2 separate regions of the Homo sapiens genome follow, and region 2 is linked to region 1. The links are chromatin contacts, found by Hi-C or POLR2A ChIA-PET in ENCODE. All regions are on one chromosome and are shown on one strand. The core of a region is the stretch at or near the end of the contact, and the rest is flanking DNA. Distances in the headings are between cores, read along the strand shown.

The links. A loop is a pair of places that touch in the nucleus more often than their neighbours do. ChIA-PET counts read pairs that join two places held with the same protein, here RNA polymerase II (POLR2A). Pooled maps may share reads with other maps.
Region 2: a loop to region 1 is called in a map with no recorded cell type, with 4 times the contacts of the local background. The contact joins the promoter of CD8A here to the enhancer-like site in region 1. A Hi-C loop is called at or near these places in 2 of 37 single-sample maps with no recorded cell type and 2 of 50 pooled maps. POLR2A ChIA-PET finds 5 or more read pairs at or near these places in 1 of 52 experiments (WTC11).

Annotation. Positions count from the first base shown.
Region 1 is chr2:86,224,322-86,227,456 of GRCh38, forward strand. It overlaps REEP1 (receptor accessory protein 1), which reads right to left. Exons shown (of 9, transcript NM_001371279.1): 7 at 3,042-3,077. Among named protein-coding and RNA genes, the nearest start is that of MRPL35, 26 kb to the left of the region's middle. Within about 2 kb of position 1,375, at least 17 of the 41 ENCODE cell types and tissues checked have a DNase peak (open chromatin) inside an H3K27ac peak, as active enhancers do.
Region 2 is chr2:86,789,650-86,793,069 of GRCh38, forward strand. It overlaps CD8A (CD8 subunit alpha), which reads right to left and starts at 1,264. Exons shown (of 6, transcript NM_001768.7): 1 at 1,128-1,264; 2 at 679-1,032; 3 at 1-101. The coding sequence starts at 1,176. RefSeq lists an enhancer at 1-799.

The DNA of each region.
Region 1 (3,135 bases), core at 125-2,624:
AAATCCTCTTACTGCTTAAGAGTCAGCCTATAGCCCCAGGTGCAAGACAGACCTCCCCCAACACCATCTGCCACCACTGCACAATCCAGTAGAGACTGTCAGAGCTGGGAGGACCAAGGGACACCTCATGGAGGGGGAGACTGAGGCCTGCAGAGTGCAGGGGCTTTCCCAAGGCCTCAGAGGGAATGGTGTAGGCCAATCATCAAAGGGTTCCTTGCATGCAGACCTGAGAGCCAGGGCACAGGTATTAAGAGGCCCTTGGAGAGGCGGAGGTCCAAGAAAGGAAGGGCTAGGACAACGGCTTCCAGGTCTTGAGGCCACCACCAGGCCTCACCTGCTTCCCGCTGTCCAGCAACCCCCATCCCAGCAGCAACCAACCTGCTCGGGGATAAGGAACCAGAACTTGGACACTGAATCCTGGACACACTCTTATGCACATGCAGCCTTCCAGAACTATTCAGTTCCTACAATCAACCACAGCTCTATTGAAATGCACTGGAAACACTGTGTCTGATCATGAAACCACCAGATGTCATGGCAGGGAAGGGCTTCTGAGAGCAGCACAGAGCAGTGTCAGGGGAAGAATGGAGGACAGGGCAGCCACTCTCCCCGACCCCCAAGTGCCAATCTCCCAGAATTAGAGGCTTTTGGAATGGCTCACAGAATTTGCAGACTCAAAACTACAGTGTGAATAGACAGAAATCCCTGCAATTGCCTGGAGCCACTGGCACCACAGGGTCATTTCCCATGAACTAGTGTGTCCACCAGGCCAGCGTCTAGTGCCCGGTGCTGGAAACAGCTGAACGCAGCCCCTTCATTTCCAACTTGGACCAGGAGGCCCCACAGGGACACAGGGTTAGTCAGAGCTGGGCTGGGACGCTTCTCTCCATCTGCAGCCCTGCTCAGACTCCTCTGTCAGTTCAGTTTGGCCTTATGGCCTCCAGAATCCCCAGCTTTTTTGTTTTTTTAGATGGAGTTTCACTCTTGTTGCCCAGGCTGGAGTGCAATGGCATGATATCGGCTCACCGCAACCTCTGCCTCCCGGATTCAAGCGATTGTCCTGCCTCAGCCTCTCGAGTAGCTGGGATTACAGGCATGTGCCACCTCACCCGGCTAATTTTATATTTTTAGTAGAGATGGGGTTTCTCCATGTTCGTCAGGCTGGTCTCGAACTCCCGACCTCAAGTGATCTGCCTGCCTCGGTCTCCCAAAGTGCTGGGATTACAGGTGTGAGCCACTGCGCCTGTCCTAATCCCCAGCTCTTCTATAAAGGACTTAAAAAGCTGAGCACTGAGAGCCTTAAAAATAAAGCAATGCAGGGAAAACAGGACACGTCACATAATGCAGTTTCCTGTCTTGCTCACTGCCGATGTGGGAGGGGCATGTCATGCCTCCGCGGCACCAGGGCTGGAGCAAAAGCTATATTAGGCACCTTGCGTGCCTTCCTTCCTCCCCTGACACCAGCCAGCAGGCTGCAGGCCAGGCACGGCCCCTCTTGCCTTCCAAGCCTAAGGCAGCTTCTCTATGGGGAGCCAGGCAGTGTGAAAGGGGCACTGGATTAGTCCAGGACCCTCACTAGTCCCTAATGTGTCTACTTAAGGTTAGGCAACTGGAGAAGCAGGTCATGGCAACCACCAGGTGGCTGTGGCTCCAACAAGCCATCACTCACACGCTGGGAGGGCAGCAACAGGAGTCTCTGTCCAGAACCGGGAGACCTCCACTCTCCCTGGGGTCTCCTGGATGCTCCAGGCTATCACCACCACCACCACCACCACCACCACCACCACCACCACCATCATCACCACCACCACCACCACCATCATCATCATCATCATCCTCATCATCCTTCCCAGGATTATTATGGCCCTTTCACAGCCACTTTCACAACAGCACAGTGAGGCCGGGAAGCAGGGATCTCATCTCCGTTTTAAGAGGAGGAACTGAAGCTCACAGCGGTTAGGTGATTCACGCAAAGTTGCACAGCAAGTAAGTGGCAAAGCAGGAACAGGGCTCCCTTGGCTGCCCCAGGACCAGAAACCCCTGGAACTTCAGGACTTCATCATTTCAGAGGACCTTAGTCCTCTGAAGTTCCTGTGTCCTTACCTGGAGCACAAGGAAGTATGACCCTGTTGTGGCTTTTTCTTTTCTTTTTTTTTTTTTTTTTTTGAGACAGGGTCTTGCTCTGTCACCCAGCTTGAGTGCAATGGCACGATCATGGCTCACTGCAACCTTGATTTCCCAGGCTCAAGCAATTCTCCTGCCTCAGCCTCTCAAGTAGTTGGGACTACAGGTGCACACCAGCACACCTGGCTTTTTTTTTTTTTTAATTGTAGAGATTAATTCTTGCTATATTGCCCAGGTTGGTCTCGAACTCCTGGGCTCAAGAAATCCTCCCACTTCTGCCTCCCAAAGTTCTGGGATTACAGGCATGAGCCACCCCGCCCAGTGACCCTGTGGTGGTTTTAAGATATCTCCACACATTCTTTGATACTCCTCCCTTCAAGAGGTGGAGATTAATTCTCCTCCCCTTGAATGTGGGCTGTGCTTAATGACTTGCTTCCAACAAATAGAATAAGGCAGAAGTGATGAGTGTGACTTCAAAACCTAGGACAGAAAAGGTACCCTGGCTTCCTGCCTGCCCTCTATCTCTTGAATGGCTCACTCTAGGCCAGGCCACCTGCCACGTTGTAAGGACTCTTAAGCAGCCTTGGAGAGGCCCAGCCAACAGCCATAAGAGTGCCATCTTGAAAGTGGACCCTCCAGTTTCGTCAAGCCCTCCGATAACTCAGCCCAGGCTGACATCTTGACTGCAGCCTCTTGAGAGACCCTGAGCTAGAACCACCCAGTTAAGCTGCTCCCAGATTTCTAGCCCACAGGAACTGTAAGCTACTGTGTTTGCTGTTATAAAGGGTTAACCTCCTGACCCCTCCCTATGACCATGCAGCTGAAAGGGAGCCCCAGGGTCAGGTGCCCACTCCTGGTTAGAAGCTCTTTCCGAGTGAGAGTCCAGCACGCTGCGGAGAGGCTGGCTGCTTACTCACCTTTCCAGGTCCTGCAGGTGGAGCAGCAGGTACACACTGTGGGAATGGGGTAGGGGCACCATCAGTGACATCCCCCACTGGACAGGAACCAGCC
Region 2 (3,420 bases), core at 14-2,513, 570 kb after region 1:
CGCCGCTGGCCGGCACGCCTCTGGGCGCAGGGACAGGGGCTGCGACGCGATGGTGGGCGCCGGTGTTGGTGGTCGCGGCGCTGGCGTCGTGGTGGGCTTCGCTGCAAGAGCAACAGAGCGTGGTTGGGGGCCAGGCTGGGGTTATGGAGGCGCCCCAGCCCCGGCCTCGCGCACCTTTCCCCACGGGGACGCCTCCCCCCGGTTTTCCTGGGAGAAGGGATAGCAGAGGAGACAGGATGGGGACCCCGGGATGCGCGCGGACCCCTGTGCTCGGGCCTCGGCTCAGCCCAGCGCACCCGGCGCCCAGAGCCGGAGCGCAGGAGCCAGCTCCCCTGCACCTGGCCTCTCTCCCGGGCTGAACCAGCAACCCTGGAGCGCGGGTTGATTGCTGTCCGCATTTTACCCACGAGCAAACGGAGGCGCAGATAATTTAAGTCATTTGCCCAGAATCACACAAGAATCCGAACTCGAGTCCAGATCGGCCGGACGTAAAAAGCCATCCCCAGTCCCTACTCAGCCTCGCGTTAGCCTCAGTTTGCTGTGTCTGTGAAATGGGAACAGTATCTAAGTCGCTTCCAGGTGCGCTAAGAGGCTTGAAAGCAGGGCCCAGGTGTGGAAAACAGGTTGAGGTGAACCCCAAGCCCCACGCGGAGAGGTGCCGCAACCCGGCGCGCGGACCTGGCAGGAAGACCGGCACGAAGTGGCTGAAGTACATGATGGAGTTGCTCAGGGCCGAGCAGAAATAGTAGCCCTCGTTCTCTCGGCGGAAGTCGCTCAGGGTGAGGACGAAGGTGTCCCCCAACCTCTTGCCCGAGAACCGCTGGGTGTCCAGCCCCTCGGCCGCCTTGGGCTTGTTTTGGGAGAGGTATAGGAGGAAGGTGGGACTGGCGGCGGCGCCGCGCGGCTGGAAGAGCCACGAGCAGCCCGACGTCGGGTTGGACAGCAGCACCTGGCACTTCAGCTCCACTGTCTCGCCCAGGTTCCAGGTCCGATCCAGCGGCGACACCCGGAACTGGCTCGGCCTGGCGGCGTCTGCAGGCGGCAAGCAGCGAGGCTGAGCCCGCAGTCCCGCGCCCCCCGCCCCCCGCCCGCCCCATCCCCTGCCTTCCCGGGCGTCTCAAACTCACGGAGCAGCAAGGCCAGCGGCAGGAGCAAGGCGGTCACTGGTAAGGCCATGACGCGCTCCCCAGGACGCTGCTTGGCTCGAAGCTCGGGCGCGAGGGGAGGCGCGCGGGAGCCGGTGGGGCGCCGAGGGGGGAAAGTTGCGCCCTTCGGCCGGCCCGGAGCCTGATTTCGCATTTGGAGGATGTGATGTCACCCGAAGCCCCCGCCGAGGAGAGTCACCCTCCTTTTCGCGGTTGTCGCCTTCCAGCCCGGCGAGGAGGCTGGGGCCCGTGAATAGGGCCGTCGAGGCAGCCTGGCCAGGCAACTGGGGGCAGCTGAAAACTGCGGGTTTGGGGATGAGGAAAAGGGCTTGGAAATAGTCCTTGGAAATGGTTGTCTTGTGAGAGTGACAGAGTGGGTGAAGGGAGACCAAAGATTTCAAGAAGTGAGGGCGAGAGTAGGCAGCAAAGGAGGGGAGTGTCCCTTCCTTTGCCTTCACTAAAGGCGTCTCTTGTACTGTCACCTTGGGACTTTTTATTGGCAAAATGGGCACTGAGGGCTGAAAAGGAAGAGGAACTAGCGACCTGCCCGCTTCTGAGGAACTCGCTAGAGCAGCCCCAGTTTTCACCGAGGAAGGACCCTCTCCCTTCCCCCAGGAGATTTCCATGAGAGCGGCAGCAGCCGAAGCTTTGGGTGTCGGTGTCAGTGCGCTGCTGACCTCATTCTTCCGGCCTTTCATCCAGCGGCTAAACTCACCACACAGCCTCATCTCTTCTTGGAGCCATTGCAACAGCCTTCAATTCACACCAGTCTCTCTCCTGATCAGTCCTCCAGCCACGTTGTTATAAAAATTATTATTCTCACAAAGGGGATCTGACAGCGTCACTGCTGCAGCCTCCCATGGCCTGCATTGCTGGATGGAAATTCAACCCCCAGCTTGGTTGACCAGCCCTTGGGTGCTGGCTCCTCCCAGCCTCCGCACAGCCCCCTGCCCTGCCTTTCCCATACACCTGCAGCTGCAGCTTCACAGGCTTGAAGTCATTCAACCCCTGCGCTCTGTGCTTTCACGCCCTTGCACTTGCGGTCCCTCGGCCTGGAATGCTGGTCTGTTTAAGCCCTGGAGGCAGCTCCTGTGCTGTCTCATTTGGACCTCATTTCTTTCACCCCCAGCTCTGGGTGCTCTGCAGGGAGGTGTGGGTGATGTGGGTGAATGCTTGGGTAGAGGCGGTTTTCTCTTTTCTGTCCCTAACACATGTGTGTCCCCTTCCTTTTTGTTTCTTTAAAAAATAAAATAAAATAAAAAAGACTGGAGTCTCGCTGTTTTGCTCAGGCTGGCCTTGGGACTCCTGAGCTCCAGTGATCCTCCCACCCCAGCCCCCTGAGTAGCTGGGACTACAGGCTCATCTTTCCTTTTTGACTGTTGCTGTCCTGAAACCTTCCAGCTCCAGTGGCATGCCCTCTTCCCATTTCTTCAGGGTTTCTGAGTCTTTCCACTTTGAATCCCATAGTGGCTGCACCTCACATTGCTACTGCTTGATCCTAGAGACAAGACACCTGGCATTCTGTGTTCCATGTGTCTGCCCCACCCATTAGTTCTGCTGGGCGAGGACCATGCCGAGACTTCATGATGTGTCCTCCATCCCCAGAAACACAGCATGGGCTGAGCTGTGCTTGTTGAACTGCATTCTCCTTGTCCTTGTGAAGTACAAACTTAAGTGTTGGATGGGTTCTTTGTCGTTGTTGCTATTTTTTTTTTTGAGATGGGGTCTGGCTGTGTTGCCCAGGCTGGAGTGCAGTGTGGCACCACCTCGGCTCACTGCAGCCTCTACCTCCCAGGCTCAAGTGATCCTTCCACCTCAGCCTCCCAAGTAGCTGGGACCACAGGAGCACACCACCATGCCCAGCTAATTTTTTGTATTTTTGGTAGAGATGGGGTTTCACCATGTTGCCCAGGCTGGTCTCCAATGCCCGAGGTCAGGCGCTTTGCCCCGCCTTGGCCTCCAAAGTGTTGAGATTACAGGTGTGAGCCACCATATCAGGGCCTGGATGGGCTTTTTTTTTTTTTTTTAATTATTTTGATTTCAGTACCTCCTTCCAGCTCCCTCAAAGCATCCAAGATGCTTATTCTAGCATGGAACATGTAACATTTTATATTCAGAAATTTTTAAAAATGTCTTTTAAGTGACAACAGTGCAATATATTCTTGTACGAAAACAAACACAAAGTTCCCTGTCTCAACTCTCCTCACTGTCACCTGCTCCCCACAGAAAACCACTGTTACAGTTGAATGTGTCCCTTAGATATTATCTGTACATA